Linked DNA regions of Mus musculus: all the other regions are linked to region 3. The links are chromatin loops, found by intact Hi-C in ENCODE. Cell type or tissue: gastrocnemius. All regions are shown on one strand. Links, peaks and the distances in the headings refer to the core of each region. The heading gives the core; the rest is flanking DNA.

The links. Peaks named below come from ENCODE experiments on the same cell type or tissue, not always from the same donor. Only the 100,000 strongest peaks of a DNase experiment are listed, where the experiment ranks them.
Region 1: it touches region 3 in a loop (8-fold over the local background); 4 of 42 quality-filtered maps call a loop at or near these places.
Region 2: a loop joins it to region 3, with 2.5 times the contacts of the local background. A loop is called at or near these places in 4 of 42 quality-filtered maps.

The regions. Positions count from the first base shown.
Region 1 is chr9:45,581,749-45,587,138 of GRCm38, forward strand. The region is part of intron 3 of Dscaml1 (DS cell adhesion molecule like 1); the gene reads left to right. Among named protein-coding and RNA genes, the nearest start is that of Gm22069, 50 kb to the right of the region's middle. In gastrocnemius, for the core only: no CTCF peak of the experiment used is centred there; DNase peaks (open chromatin) are centred at 2,681, 3,574 and 4,911.
Region 2 is chr9:45,826,749-45,832,138 of GRCm38, forward strand. It overlaps Cep164 (centrosomal protein 164), which reads right to left and starts at 1,915. Exons shown (of 30, transcript NM_001081373.3): 1 at 1,754-1,915. In gastrocnemius, for the core only: a CTCF peak has its summit at 2,600 (motif pointing right); DNase peaks (open chromatin) are centred at 1,122, 1,484, 1,932 and 2,606; H3K4me3 peaks cover 1,815 bases; H3K27ac peaks cover 1,110 bases.
Region 3 is chr9:45,875,277-45,880,666 of GRCm38, forward strand. All of the region lies in intron 6 of Rnf214 (ring finger protein 214), which reads right to left. It also overlaps the pseudogene Gm24646. Among named protein-coding and RNA genes, the nearest start is that of Pcsk7, 29 kb to the right of the region's middle. In gastrocnemius, for the core only: a CTCF peak has its summit at 2,859 (motif pointing left); no DNase peak of the experiment used is centred there.

The sequences.
Region 1 (5,390 bases), core at 246-5,245, 290 kb before region 3:
CCAGGTGCAGAGCCTGCAGCCTTAACCTTCTGCGAGCATTAGCTTCCAGCCCGCCTAGCCTCCTAGCCAGTAAGCAGAGATGTGGGCTTCTTGGAGAAGACCCTATGGGGAATTGGGGAAACTAGGGTCTTGGCATCAGAGATGTGACCTTGACAAAAGCCCAGGTGCTGGAGAGAGAGAGCTCAGGGGTTAAGAGCACTGACTGCTCTTCCAGACGTCCTAAGTTCAATTCCCAGAAACCACATGGTGGCTCACAAGCATCTGTAATGAGATCTGATGCCCTCTTCTGGTGTGTCTGAAGACAGCTGCAGTGTACTCATATAATATAAAAGAAATAAATTAATTAAAAAATTTAAACAGACAGACAGACAGACAAAAACCCTTGGCTGGACCCCCAGAACCAGAGTGGACACCGCACGTGTCTCTTGCATAGACACACCTCAGCTCCACTCCAGAAAGGCAATGATTCAGTTCGCTCTGCTGAGCAGATTTATGCATGAAGTGGTACGGTTCCTTCCTTGTCGTCTCTTATTTTAATCCCTAGATTTGTTTCTATTTTTATGTTTTCAAAAGGCCTTATTAGCATTGATCAATCTGCTGTTTCTAATTTCCACCCCAGTTTGGGAAATCCATGTTGCACTTGTATTTCAGGGCTTCTGACTCCGATGCCCATCTCCCTCATGGCATCCCTGGCTTCCCACAAGAGAGCCAGGGCCGAGGGCTGGCGGGCTAGGATGCAGGCTGTCTGCTGTCTCAGTCTGATGCTGTGACTTTGAACAAGACATTCTCTTTCTGTGGGCCTTATTTACTTCCTTCACTTGTAAGATGGGCAGGTTAGGCTAGTTGGTGTTAAGAGAAACCAGTCCTGGCCCTGGAAGCCCGGTTCTCAGGAGGAGTGCCCTCCTTATTTCCCCTCCTAGAGGACTGCTTCTCACCAAATGCATTAAAGGAAAAGCGAGCGCTGGGACTCTGGGCTATGGACTGGAGCCACAGGGGTCTCCTTGAGATCTGCCTCCAATAAAGAACTCAGATTCTGTACAAGGAACCAGAAGAGCAGAATAAACTGGGTTAGAAATCACTTTTGAGGCTCCACATTTGGGGTTTCACAAAAGATCTTATATTTTGCAGATGAGAAAACCCAACCTGGTGCTTCTAACTGTACCAGAGGCCAGGTGGGGATGATGAACTGTGGAACTTGGGCCCTTGCCACTCTCTCCAGCACCTGGGAAAAAGTAGGCCTGCTGCTGGCCCCGGGCAGGTTCCACTAAGCACAGGTAGCTATGGTGGGGCTGGAGAGAGATGCTGAAGCAGGCTTGCCCATCGCATCCCCATCACATCCCCCTTGCGTGCCCATCCTACACCTTCCTCAGCTCTCTAAGTTGGAAGGTTAGAGAGACCCCTGAGAAAGGGAGAGTTCTAGTTCTGTGGACCTGTCTGCTCAGCCCTGTCACCATGAATACCTCAGTCTCTCATCTTGACATTGGAATAATGCCATACCAAGTGTCCCTCGTGAAAACCGTTGTAGTCCCAATGCAATGTGCAACGAAAGGACTTTCTACATCAAAACATAAGTCAGTTATCAGGAAATCCTAAATGCTCAAACCATGCTGGCCTCTGGAGAAGTGTAGGGAGAGGGAATATGTCAAGATGCCTGTAGTCCCACAGGGACAGAGAGGGTAGAGGGATGCCCCATGGTCCCTACAGGAAGAGTCAGCTTGGTTAAAACTGTAAGAGTTTGTAAAATGAAGTGTTGTGTGTCCTGAAAGGCATAGGGATCTTGGCAGCAGATAAAAGCAGATAAGGTCAGAATAAAATGTTGGGGCTCTACAGAGATGCCCAGTCAAGAATGATCATGTTCGCAGGAGGCAATCTGGGGCAAGCTTCCTTGAGCCTCAGTTTCCTCTTTGTTCCAAACTTACATGGTTATGCTTTCATCAGTTGAATGGGGTAAGATATAAACAATGTTCTCGCTGTGCTAGGATGGCAGCTCCTGCAGGCCTGTCCTGGAGACTGTGGAAATGAACTTGAGTGAGATCTGTTTACCGAGCTGAAAGCTGAGCCAGGCCATGGATAAGAACTGGGGTTCTTCCAGAGGCAGTGCCCGGTTGTCGGGGGCAGGGGAAACTCTGAACGTGGGGCTCAGGGGAGATGTAATGCAAAGATACCGACGTTGGTCAGCCCTGGGACGCCATAACAAAAACACGGAGGGAAGCAACTTTTAAAGAAAAAAGCGTTATTTTGGCTCATGGGTTTGGAGGTTCCTGTCAGAGATCAAGCAGTCTACAGTCTGCAGCTTGGTGAGGAAGGAACATCATGGCCAGGGTCATCAGTAAAAGAAGCCACTGAAACTACCAGCCAGGAGGCAGAGGAAAGGACAGGCTGGGTCTCACAGCTCCCCAGCAACCTAAGGACCACCCTCCTCATGGCCCACTGCAGCTCCCAACGGTGACACCTGGGAACCACACCTTGCACCCACAGACCTTTAGGACTTCACTCTGTGGTAGTGTGGTGCTAGAAACATCCAGAATGATGGTTTTACCAAGACCAAGGAACCAAGGAAGACCACCTTCTGTCCCAGCCTTGCAAGTAAGCATTGACCTGTGAGACCAGTGAGGAGCTTGTAGAGCTAAAGGCCATCCTCAGAGGGTGCTCAGCAGGAAGCTTCTGAATGAGAGCCATGTCCAAGAGGGCGGGGCTTCTCAGTCACCTCTAGTGGCCTACCAGCAGACCCAGGGGAACCGCTCCTGCCATCTCAGACACCAGCAAGAGCAGATTTGCTCAGACCTATTGACAAAGAAAGCAAAGGAACAAATTCCCTTTCTCTGGTGATAGGTGGCTACCAAAAAAAAAAAAGTAAATAAATAAGAAGAATGAGAAAATTAATTATCTGCTGTAATTAGTGTAATGACCTACACCATTAGAGGGTATTTACCACCAGGATAAAACTTCTCACCGTAAATGTCAGCTCAGCCTCTTGAATGCGTAGGCTCCCAGGAGCTGACAGACCTAGCTGGCAGCTTCTGTGGATTTTCCTCCCCATTTCTTTCTCTCTGGATGATTCCAGTGCTGGGGATGGACAGGTAGTAAGTATCCTATGAGATCTGTCCTACTGTGTGTCGAATGCTTGTGGCTAATCCCTCGGAGTCTTGAGGGCAACATGTAAGAGTGTCCCATAGGGGCAGCTACACGAGGGAGCTGAGGTCTGCAGGGATGGGATCAGAGAAGCAGGGGATGTCTGGGAAGGTAACAGTACAAGCAGACCAGTTCAGAGGCGAGCTGGATCGTCCACATTCCTGACCCTTCACCTAGTGAGTCCTGCAGGTGACAAGGTAAGCATCACTCCTAGTGTCCTCTGCAGACGAGGAGCAAGCTCAGAGAGGCCCATTGACTTCAGAGCCCGAGACTCTTTTAATTGCCCAGTAATAGCTAATCGATCTTGTCTCACCCCACCATCCAAGCAAAAAAAAAGACAAATGAACTTGGATAAAGTCCAGCAGGCTCCTTCGTGTCATCAGGCAGCAGTGTGCGGCCCACATTTACTTCTTGCCCTGCACTGTGGAGCAGGGACAAGAAAGGACAGCCCTCCCCGCACAAAGCCATACTTCGAGTAGCAGCCACAAGGGGACAGAGGCTGAGCAAAGGCAGCTGGAAGTGTGGACAAGTTCCCTGACCAAGTCTCAGCAGGACTGAACTAGGCGAAATCAAGAGGCTTTTTTCATCTCTGTCCTGAAACTGGTCCAGGACCTTTCAGCCCTCTATGCCCAGGGCTTAGCTCTAGAGGGTATGACAATGTCTCTGAGCCTGGTGGGATTATAGCTTCTTTCCCATTGCTGGCCTAATGGTTGCCTATACAGCCTACCTAGAAGCAGTTGCTTCTTCTGCCAATATTAAAGCCACACCAGCAAATACAGAGGCAGTGACTGCTTATCTCGGGCTGGGGAAGCTCTGAATGAGGGGGTCTGGGAGACATAGCACAAAGGTGCTGTCACTAGTCAGCCCGGTGGCGCTGTCATAAAGGAAACACTGAAGGAAGTCGCTTTTAAAGGAGAAAAGGTTTATTTTGGTTCGTGGTCTTGGAGGTTCTGGTCAAAGATCAAGTAGTCCACAAAGGGCTTATTGTGAGTGTGGAAAACCATGGCCAGAGTCAGTGATGAAGGAGGCCACTCAGATCATAAGCCAGGAGGCAGAGGAGAGGAAGGGCTGGCTCCCACAATCCCATGAAGATCCATCTCATTTCTCAAAGGGGACACGAAGGGGCTGGTTTTCCATGAGCAGTGTGATAGTCAATCTTGAGTGAATTTAGAGTCACCCAAGGGACACACTTTTGGGCACATCTAGTCAAGACCGTTCCAGAAAGGATTAACTGAGAAGGGATATCCAACATCCTTTCAGTTTAGGACTGAAGAAAGTCAGCTGAGTCCCAGTATTCTCCTGTCTCTGCTTTCCTGGTCTATCCAAATGCGAGCTAAGCTAGCCTACCCTGCTACCGCTGAAGGCTCGCCATGCCTTCCCCACCATGGCCACCATACCTTCTCACTGTAATGGACCCCAAACCATGAGCCAAAATAAATCTCCTCCTTCTATTAAGTTATTTCTTGTCAATTACTTGGTCACAGCAGTGAACAAAGTGGCTAACATGCTGGCAGCCTCACACATACCAGGGTACTTAATGTCCCTGGATGCCACACAATGGATGCCAATATTAGATAGAACCCAGGGGCACCGTTCATGAGAACATGCTTGACGCCTGTCTCTATAGCCCCGGAGGGCAATGGGAAGTCTATACAGAGACCACCCCCACAGGGATCCCATACGACAGATCTTCTCAGCTGCCACTCAAGGTCAGCACTGCTCCTAGGTAGGCGGAAACTGAGCTCCTCCCTCCACTCCAGACTCCACTGTGACGGGCGGAGCAGATGGCCTTGGCCAGGGTGGGTCATACCTCTGGGACTAGGCCTCCTCGTTTCTCAAATGAGGGCGTCTCTGGCTTTCCTGTTTTCACACTTCTCTTGTCAGGCTGTCACGGCAGCTGAGTCTCCTTTCCTCAACAGTCATTTATAGCTGAACATGGGTTTGAGTTGCTCTTCTCCCAGGGGCATTGCTGTCTTAAGCCTCATCTCTCACTGTGGGATAAAGAGCTTTGTCCTGGTGAAGAAGTGGCAGGTGTTTAGGAAGGAGAGAGGAGGGGTGTTCTATAAACCAGGGGATCCTTTCCCAGGACCTGAAACCTTTCCTCTAAGATGACACTCCCTTAGGATCCCCACTCTGTCAATCTCTTAGAGATGGAAGACATTCATACAGGTATGAAATGAAGCCCATATTTCTGAATGGATCTCAAAACAATGATTCCCAAACATGACCCCATTTCAGAATTATCTTGCTTTTTTGTT
Region 2 (5,390 bases), core at 226-5,225, 49 kb before region 3:
CACAAGCAGGAACCACCATGCCTGGCTTTTTTTACAAGGGACTTAACTCGGGTTCTCATGCTTAGAGAGAAAAAAAAAAAAACTTTACCAACTGAGCTATCTCACCGCTATCTCACCGGCCCCTAGAGCAAGGACATTTAAAGCAGAAGGAACGCCATGAACAGAAGCAAAGCAGCTTGATGGGACGGAGTGGCTACTAGGGCCTGCCTAGCATGTGCAAAGCCCTGAGTTCAATCCCTAGTACTGCAAAACAACAACTCCATATGTGAGTGTGTGTGTGGATGTGTACGTGTGTGTGAGTGTGTGTGTATCTGTGTATATGTGAGTATGTGAGTGTGTGTGTGGATGTGTACGTGTGTGTGAGTGTGTGTGTGTCTGTGTATATGTGAGTATGTGAGTGTGTGTGTGTCTGTGTACGTGTGTGTGAGTGTGTGTGTATCTGTGTATATGTGAGTATGTGAGTGTGTGTGTGTCTGTGTATGTGTGTGTGAGTGTGTGTGTGTATCTGTGTATATGTGAGTATTCGAGTGTGGGAGGGGGGAAGGGATGAGGGGGAGGGGAGGGGGGAGCACAAGCACAGCAAATGTGCTTGATGGGGTAAGGATTAATTATAACAACAAAAACTTGGACTAACCACACACTTCCCGGAACACTTGTATGCGGCAGAACTGTACCAAGGGCTTTATTCGCCACCATCCCACCCCAGCCTCTCAGCTAGAGGTTTACTATCCCCACTTATCAAATACAGAGACTGCTTGAATGAAGGACAAGGAGCAGCGAGTCCGGGCTTGCGAGGGCTTTAGCTGTATACAGGACTTCATAAGGGGCTGCCATGGGAATTTCATAAAGAAAGTTGGAGGTGGTGAGAGTTACCGTTCGGAAAGGTGACTGACAGCTGCACAAGAACCAATCAAAAAGGGGACAAAATCAGAGGCAGTTATTCTGAAAGCGCAGCCAAGAAATTATGAACCAAGCCAGTGGCTACCTGAATGAAAAGCGGCTAATCCTGAGGGCAGGAGAATAGCAGGGTCTCGCAGCTAGGTGAAGGAAGAGAAGAGAGAAAGCAGAGAGGATTTCAGCCAGTCCACTGTGATTTTAGGCCAAGAAGCCGACTGCCAAGAAATCTGAAGCATGCCAGATGACTACTGCAGACAGCGGAATGAATTCTCAGCGTAGAGTGGGCTAAGTGACTGAGGAAGTTCTCCATTGAGACAAGAAACATGGGAGACATTGATAGAAGGTCCGGGGGGGGGGGCGGCGGGGGGGGGGTGCGGGTTGGAGATGATCCGCAAGCACATCTAAGCTCGAGTAAGGTATCTGGCTAGGCAGCAAGTACTTCCCAGAGCAACCGGTAACTGGAGGCTCTAGTCGCAATCCAGAGATGGAGTGCAGAGAAAAGCATGCAGGGGCCTGCAGAGGGCTGAGCTGGCAGACGCGCGAGGGCGAGTCACCGAGGCCAAGAAGAGGGCAGCGGTTCCGGGCGTAGATTCCTGAATCAGTGCAAAGAAAACCCCAAACCTCCTCTCTTGCCCAGCTGGCCGAAAGATGCCATGCGCTTGGCTGAACTTGGGATAGCCCAGGAATGGGCTGGGCAATGGCGGTAGGGTGTAGATTCAGGAGAGGCTAGAAAGCCAGGCCCCGCACGCCGGAGGGCTCTTCTCTCCCAGCTTAGTTCCCGCGCAGCAACACCTCACAACGCTTCAGCTCCCTGCAAACTCCTGCCACGCCACCAAGCCTGGCTCCGAGATCTCACCTGTCCCCGATCCGGGGTTTCCGGGAGGATGGCTCTGCGCCTCCTCCCCAGCACCACCCCGGCCCCCCACCTTCCAGGGACGCCGGGGTGTCCGGCTCCCCGCTTCCAGGGACGCCGGGGTGTTGCCCTGCAGCGACCAGCAACCACTTCCGGAAAGGCACTGGCCTAGCAACTGAGAGGCCCGCCTCTACCAAGAGCCAATAGGTCGCTGACTGAGAGCGTTGGCATTGGATTGGTTGAAGTTCCCCCACGAGGCTTTGCCCGTTGCATCCTGAAAGTTGTAGTTCAAAATAGTGAATAAGCACAATCCCACTCCCACCACAAAGAGGTTAAAAGAGAGACCTGAAGGTAGATAAGAGAATTTCTCCCGCGGACGAAAGGAAGCATTCATAATATTAATAATAATCTACTATTACTATTAATTAAGCAAAATTAACAATCATTTATAGACCATCATTTTGTAAAGGTCGAGTAAAATCACGCGAACAACAGTGATTATCAGTGGTCAACCTATTGATTGGGCCCTTAATAAAAGAACTATGAAGGGGTTGGAGAGATGACTCGGTTGTCAAGAGAGCTGCCTACTAACTTTTTCCTTTTAATGTATTATACGTGGACCGGGATCTGATAACACAAGCCCTTAATGCCACCACTTGGGGCACAAAGCAGACAGATCTCTGTGCGTTTGAGACTAGCCTGGTCTATATAGTGAGTTTCAAGCCAGCTGGGACTACACAGTGAGACCCTGTCTCAAAAAAAATTTTAAGTGTGTGGATGTTTTGTCTACATTATACCTGATAGTCATGGAGGCCAGAAGAGGGCACTGCATCCCCTGAAACTGGAGTTGTAAGCAGTTGTGCGCCACCTTGTGGGTGCTAGAAACCAAACCTAGGTCGTCTGCAAGAACAACAGTGCTCTCAACGGCTGAACCATCATCTCTCCCACTCTACTATTGTAAATTTAAAACCGAGTCCTGCGCCGCTAGAGTCTAAGCCGACAAGGAGAAATTGCGAGTGTTGTTACTAGGGATCTCAAACCAGACATCAGGATGTGTTTCTCATGTTTAACGTCAAATCTTTCTGCAATTCCTTTATTCTCACCACAGATGGGGAAAAAAATCACTGCTCCTCATTATCATCACAATCTTTAAAAGTGTCCCCAAGGGGCCACTGGACCAGACATAGAAGAGATGCCATATCATGACTATATCAGACATAACTAAACACTGCCCATAGCTTCCTATACACAAGACTTGCCATCTGAGGCTGTAGAACCAGCTCAGCAGCTGCCAACACCTGCTGCTCTGCGGGAGGACCAGAGTCTGATTCCCAGCAAGCACGAGGCAGCTCACAACCAGCAGAAACTCTAGTTCCAGAGGATCCAACACCTCTTCTGGCTTCTACCCACACCAGGCAAACACATGTGAACACAGACATGTGGTACACAGACATACCTGCAGGCAAAACACTGGAACACATAAAAGAATAAAATATTTTTTGAAAAAAGCAGCTAGATAGTGGTGACTGAACCACACTGAATCCCAAAGCCTTTATTCCCAACATCCAGAAGGCAGAGACAGTCATATCTTTGTGGGTTCAAGTCCAGCCAGGTCTACAAAATAAGTTCCAAGACTGTCAGGCTGTAACACAGAATAACCCTGTCAGGAAAAAGTCAAAAATAAGGAGGAGGAGGAGGAGGAGGAGGAGGAGGAGGAGGAGGAGGAGGAGGAGGAGGAGGAGGAGGAGAAAGAATGATAGAGACAAGCAGATTTCTATGAATTCTAGACTGGCAAGGTCTACATATCCAGTTCCAGGACTGTATAGTGAGCTGCTGCCTCAAGAAAGAAAGAGCTGGGCAGTGGTGGCTCACACCTTTAATCCCAGCACTTGGGAGGCAGAGGCAGGCAGATCTCTGAGTTCGAGGCCAGCCTGGTCTACAGAGTGAGTTCCAAGACATCCAAGGCTACACAGAGAAACCCTGTCTCGAAACAACAACAACAAAAAAGCATTAAAAAGGGCTGGTGAGATGGCTCAGTGGGTAAGAGCACCCGACTGTTCTTCCGAAGGTCAGGAGTTCAAATCCCAGCAACCACATGGTGGCTCACAACCATCCGTAATGAGATCTGACTCCCTCTTCTGGAGTGTCTGAGGACAGCTACAGTGTACTTACATATAATAAATAAATAAATAAATAAATAAATAAATAAATAAATAAATAAAAGCATTAAAAAATAAAAAAAATTTTTTTAATTAAAAAAATAAAAATAAAACAAAACAAGTCAGGTAGTGGTGCACGACTTTAATCCCAGCACTCAGGAGGCAGAGGCAGGTGGATATCTGAGTTCAAGACCAGCCTGGTCTATAGAGTGAGTTCCAGGACAGCCAGAGCTATAAAGAGAAACTATGTCTCAATAAATAAATTAGTTAATTAAATGAAATAAAATGAAAGTAAAATTACATTCCAGGCCAGGCTGAGGCACATAAAAAGGCCCCCTGAAGTGTTATCCCTTAAAATACTTTTCTCCTTCAGGAAAAGGGCTAGAAAATAGTCTTCAAAAAATATGGCAGGCTATGGAATTATCACCATGCAGATGAAGGATATATGTTTTATTCAGTTTCTCCCAAGGTTGGTATTCAGAAATACAAACCATTTTACCAAACAAATTAAGAAGGAAAGGGGAAATCACAAAATTGAGACATCAGCTGACAAGCCAGTAGGATGTTTATAGTCTCACTCACTGGGTTGGTTAGCTAGCACTACAGGCCTGTACTAGCAAGCCATCTTGAAACCTGTTTTTTGTTTTTTTGTTTTTGTTTTTGTTTGCGCACAAGCGTGTCAGTGTGTGAGTATGTACACGTGATTTCAGGTATACGCTGAGGTCAGAGGTGTCATGTTTCCTGGAGCTGGAGTTATAGGCTTTTGCTTCATGTGGATGCTGGAAACTGAACTAGGAACGCAGTGCTTTACAAGAACAACACTGGCTCTTATTTTATTTGTTTGTGTGTGTGTTTGTTTGAGGCAAGATATCACCATACATCCCTCCTGGCTGACCTGGAACTCTGTATGTAGATATGGCTGACCTTAAACTTAGAGATGTCTGCTCTTTAATGGCATGGATCACCATGTGCACCTTAACAGCTGAACCATCTCTCCATCTCTTATCTCTTCATCTCTCCAGCCTCTTTTCCACTTCTTTTTTATTTTTGTTTTTTTGTTTGGTTTTTTTTTTGGGGGGGGGTGGGGACACACTAAGATTTCATGACCAGCTGATTTTTTTTTTAACAGATGTTACCAAATTACTACCAAAATTTTTTTTTAGAGTTTACAGTCTTGCCAAGTGGTGGTGGCAGAAACCTTTAATCCTAGAACTCAGAGGCAGACAGATATCTAAGTTCAAGGCTAGCCTGGCCTGGTCTACAGAGCAAAGGACAGTCAGGAATATACCAAGAAAAAAAAATATATATATATCCCTCAGAAAAAATTTACCAACATTTCCCTACCAATCAGAAAGGAAGGGGAGGGGAGGTAGAAGGGAAAAGATGATTCTTAAATATTATTGGATTTTTATTTGGTGGATTGGTTGGGTTGGGGTTCAAAGTTTCTTTTGTTTGTTGATCTGGATTTTTTTTTGTTTTTG
Region 3 (5,390 bases), core at 258-5,257:
ATCAGACACATGGAGTGCCTACTAAAACTACACAACTGTGAGAAACCCTAAGCTCAATCCTAGAACCACAGTAAGCAATAATCGGCTCCACTTGCCCACCCAAACCAATAAAACCTACAAAGTATCAAAACATTAAAGTAGAAAGAATCTGAGCAGTTGCTTTTGAGTGACTCAAGAGGGAAAGGGCACTCAAGGGAGTGTATACAAGATGTAGCTGTGTAATGAGGACTCTGTTTGTGTCAGGCACTTTGCTGGAGGAACCAGTGGAACACAGAGGTTTCTGTGAGGCTGTGCCTCCTAGAAATGTCATAAGCTATACCCATAAAGTCTCACCAAGATGGATGACCAAGCATGAGCTGAATGAGCACAATACAATAGACATGCTAATGTGAAAGGGACCCATGAGACCTCAATCCTAGACAAAGAACTACAGGCAAGACAGGGATGCTGAGATCTGGAGAAACAGTCTTCCACAGGGAAGAGCACACCAATTTGTCATCCAACACCAGATGGTCAGCCTTGAAAGCATATACATACAAGTAACAGTATACAGAATCAGCAGGCTGGATTATGTTTCTAGGAATACACAGACAGACAGACAGACAGACACACACATACATACACACACAAAATCACCAGCAGTCGCAGCAGCATTTAAAGAAAAAGGGGCCATAATAAGTTTAAAAGAAAGCAAATGGGGTGGTATGTGGGAGAGTTTGGAGGGAGAAAAGAAGGCATGGGGAAAATGATATAATTATAGATAGATAGACAGACAGACAGACAGACAGATAGATAGATAGATTCCCTCACTGTCATGCCCACAAGCTAGCCTTATAGAAGATTCCTTATTAAGATCCCTTCCCAGGTGTGGAAATACTGCAATCAAGGCTACCACAGTAGGTCATAGTGAAATGTATTACTTAAATGTTTGTGGCAATGCTGGTCTATACACACCTGCAGAACAGGCAATCATGCAAGAATTTCAATGTAAAGATGTGTGATCTATAATACTTATTCATGTATCTCCTTCTACAAATAAAAAAAATGTTTATCACAAAAAACAAAAACAAAAAAAGGCCTTGCCTTGGTCATAGTGTCTTTTCACAGCAGTGAAACCCTAACTAAGCCAGTTACCATGCCCAGCAAAAGGCAGCAATTCTCCTTTTAATTTAATTTTTTTCATTTATCTTATATGTATAGGGGTTTTGTCTGAATGTATGGCTGTGCACTACATGTGTGCCGGGTACCTTTGGAGTTTCTAGGATTGATGTAACTGAACTGGCATCCTCAGTAAGATCAGCTGTGGAGTCATCTCTCCAGCCCCCAAAACATTTCTCCTAACAGAAGTGTCTAAGGCTCATTCCCTCACATCGTCTTGTTTATAACTCCACTCTCCTCCATACACCCCTGCCCTCTATTCGAGATTCTGGGTATGTTTGCTACATACACACCATCCACTTATTGACATAAATCTGCATCTGATTTCTACTGACAAGTTCTGTTCCTCTAACAGACCTGAGGAGGTGTGCCACATGGTCTCCAAATCAACTTCTATCACATGAAGAATTCTCTAGTTGTTCTTTAAAAACTTCTAGGTAGCTATAACTTCTTGGAAAACACATAAGCCTCCAAAGCTGGAATCTTCTCACATAAGAATGTGTGGAACAGGGCTGGAGAGATGGCTCAGAGGTTAAGAGCACTGACTGCTCTTCCAGAGGTCCTGAGTTCAATTTCCAGCAACCACATGGTGGCTCACAACCATCTGTAATGGGATCCAATGCTCTCTTCTGGTATGTGTCTGAAGACAGCTACAGTGTACTCATATTCATAAAGTAAATAAATGAATCTTTAAAAAAAAGAATGTGTGGAACAATTTGTGGAGTTCTGTGATGTCCCACCTAATTTCCCATTCTTTCTTTGACAGTGGGCTAATTATAGGAGAGCATGAGAGATAGCTGCCTTCTGTGTCTGGTGATATCCTTGAAGATGATAGATACTCAAGGAACAAACTGTCTTTTACTAAATACATATGGCAACTACATATGCATTTATATATGTACACACTTGTATCAGAAAATCCTCTTATATCTATGGGAAATTCCACATATTCACAAACGAAAATTCTTTTTCTTTGGGCATTGCCTCCAACAGGCATCCACATAAAAGAGAACTACTGATCAGACAACAAAAATGGGTAGGAAGGGCTGGCAAGATGCTCAGTGGGTAAAGGTGTTTGCTGCTAAGTCTGATGACGGGAGTTCAATCTCTAGGTCCACACAGGGGAAAAAAGGGAAAGCACTTCTGCAAGCTGACCTCTGAGGGCCACACATGTGCTTGCACACATACACACTGGCTTAGTTAGGGTTTCTGTCTTCTATGACAAATCATCATGACCATAAGCAATTTAGGGAGGAAAGAGTTGATTCTGCTTATACTTCCACATCACAGTCCATCACTGACAGAAATCAGGGCAGGAACCGATACAGAGGCCATAGAAGAATTCTCTTTACGAGCTTGCTCAGCCTGCTTTCTAACAGCATCCAGGACCACCAGTCCAGGAGTGGTATAATGGGTTAAGTCCTCTCACACCACTAATTAAGAAAACGATGCCTATAGAGGCATTTTCTCAATTGAGAGTCCCTCTTCCCAAATGACTCTAGCTTGTGTCTGACATAAAACTAGCCAGCACACACACCCAAATTAATTAATTAATTAATAAGTATAATAATGTTTTTATTAATGAAAAAACTTGGGAGAGGCTGGAGAGATGGCTGCTCTTTCAGAAGAGCTGGGGCGTGGTTTCTAGTACTCACATATTGGCTCACAGCCATCTAACTTTGACTCTAAGGAAATTGCTGCCCCCTCCTGGCTTCCCAGGTATTATATACAAGTGACTAATAGATATATATGCTGGGAAAAATCCCCATACACATAAAGTAAAGTTAAAATTAAATAAACGGGTAAGTTTCTTAACAATGACAAAAATACTCAGCTTCCTTATATGCTAGCTGTATAACATAACCATCAGATTTTCAAATAATACATTATGTAAAATAATACATTATGTAAAACACGTACAAAACAAGACTGTTCACAGAGTAAAGGTGCTTGCCACCAAGTCTGAAGTTCAATCCTTGGAACTCTCATGGTAGAAGAAAATAACTAGTTTCTGAACATTGTCCTCTAACCTCTACATGTGTGCTATGGTGTGCACATACACACCCACACACACAAAGTAAATAAGTGTAAACAAAACAAAACAATGAAAGAAAAACACCACACATACCAGTTCCCACTTTTGGCAGAAAACAATCCATTAGGTGTTTTCTGGCTTTTGATTTTGACAGCCTCATTCTGTTGCCCAGACCAGAGTACAACTTGCAAAAATCCTCCTGCCTCAGCCTCCCAAGTGCTGAGAGTAGTCAGATGAGCTGCAATACCCAGCTAAAGTTTTAAAATCTGTCTCATTTCTTTCAACCCTACACTTCTATTATTTCTCATACTTAGTTTTTGGGTATCAGTGGTTAAAATTAATAAATTCTATCACATTATACAATCTTGGCTTATTGCAGGTCTTGATATGTTTACATATTTTTAAAATTAACTTTATTTATTTATTTTAAATATTTATTTGTTTGTTTTATGTAGGTACACTGTTGCTGTCTTCAGACAGCACCAGAAGAGAGTATCAGATCCCATTACAGACTGTGAGCTGGGAACCGAACTCAGAATCTCTTAACCACTGAGCCATCTCTCCAGCCCTTTAGCTTTATTCTTTATCATAGAAGCCAAACAAATTTTTAAAATTTTAGAAAACAAAAATAATTAATATAGAGTTCCCAACTGTTTGGTACTGTTTATATGACAAGTTACTTAATCTCTGAAGACATCAATTTCTCCATTCATAACAACAACAGTATTTGCATCATGGCTGGGATGAAAACGTGTATGTCACTGCTTTCTAACTGAGAAATGTGAGCTATGTGTGTTGACTCACACTTGTGACCCCAGCAGCTGGGAGGCTAAGCAGGAGATTTGCTATGCGTTTGATGTTAGCCTGTACTACATAATGAACTTCAGTCCAGACTGAATAAAAGTATAGGACTCTGACTCAAAAAACACAATGTTTTTAATAAGATATCTACCATATGCAAACTAAGACACAATATTTGGGGTTGTTTTTGTTAGTACTGCTGGAATTGAACCGAGGGTCTTGTCTGTGCCAGGTAAGTGCTATAAAACTGAACTGCATCTTCTGCCCATATTAATTTTTTAAAATATGGAACGCTTCATGAATTTGCATGTCATCCTTGCACAGGGCCATGCTAATCTCTGTATCATCCTAAGTTTATGTGCTGCCTAAGACGCAAGCATTAAATGTTTTGTTAATATATATTCATTTACTTATTAGAGACAGGGTCTCATTACTTAGCCATGGCTAGCCAAGAATGTGCTCTATAGATCAGGCTGTCCTCAAATTTACCTGCCCATACCTCTGGGCTACTGGGTTACATGGGTGGCATGTTCCAGCACACCTGGAACAATTCATTTATTTTTTGTGAGTGTGATTGGTTTGCCTGTATGTATGTCTGAGCACTACATTCTTGCAGTATCCAGGAAAGCCAGAAGAAAGTATTAGATTCTCTGGAATTGCAGTTACAAACCACTGTTAGGTGCCCTGTTGGTGTTGGAAACCCATGGCAAGTGCTCTTAACTACAGAGCCATCTCTCCACCCCCAAATCTTACTTTTTAAGTTTGAATTTTAAGCTCAACTTCTCATAACCATACTATATATAAAAATGTCAACTATTACAGTCAGGAATGGGTGAGTCACATCTGTGATCCCAATTCTGGGGAAGTTAAGGCAGGGGAATTTCCATGAGCTTGGCACTAGTTTGGACTATTATGTTCTATAGTTAGCCTGAGCTACAGTGGAAGACCCTGTCTCAGAAGGCAAAACAAGGAGGTGGGGAAGCTAGGGAGATGGCTCAGTAGGTAAAGCACTCACAATGCAAGCAGGAAAATTCAAATGCCCAGAATTTAGATCAAGCTAGGGCTGCAGGCAGTGGTGTGTATCTGGAATCACAGCACTCTTACAGAGATGAGAAGGAGTGTCTGGAAGCTTACAGCCTAGCTGGCAAAAACAACAAAGAGACCCAGTCTCAAGCAAGGAAAGCAAGAAAATCCACATCCACGCAGTGGCATAAACACATACACAAAGACACACATACAAAGATGATTAAACACTAAAAAAAGTCCCATATATATGTGTGTGTATAATATATAAGATATATAATATATATGTAACATGCATACACATGTACATATGTGTAAATGTACACACACACAAAACCAAAGACAAAACAAAACTTGTGATTTGATATAGCAG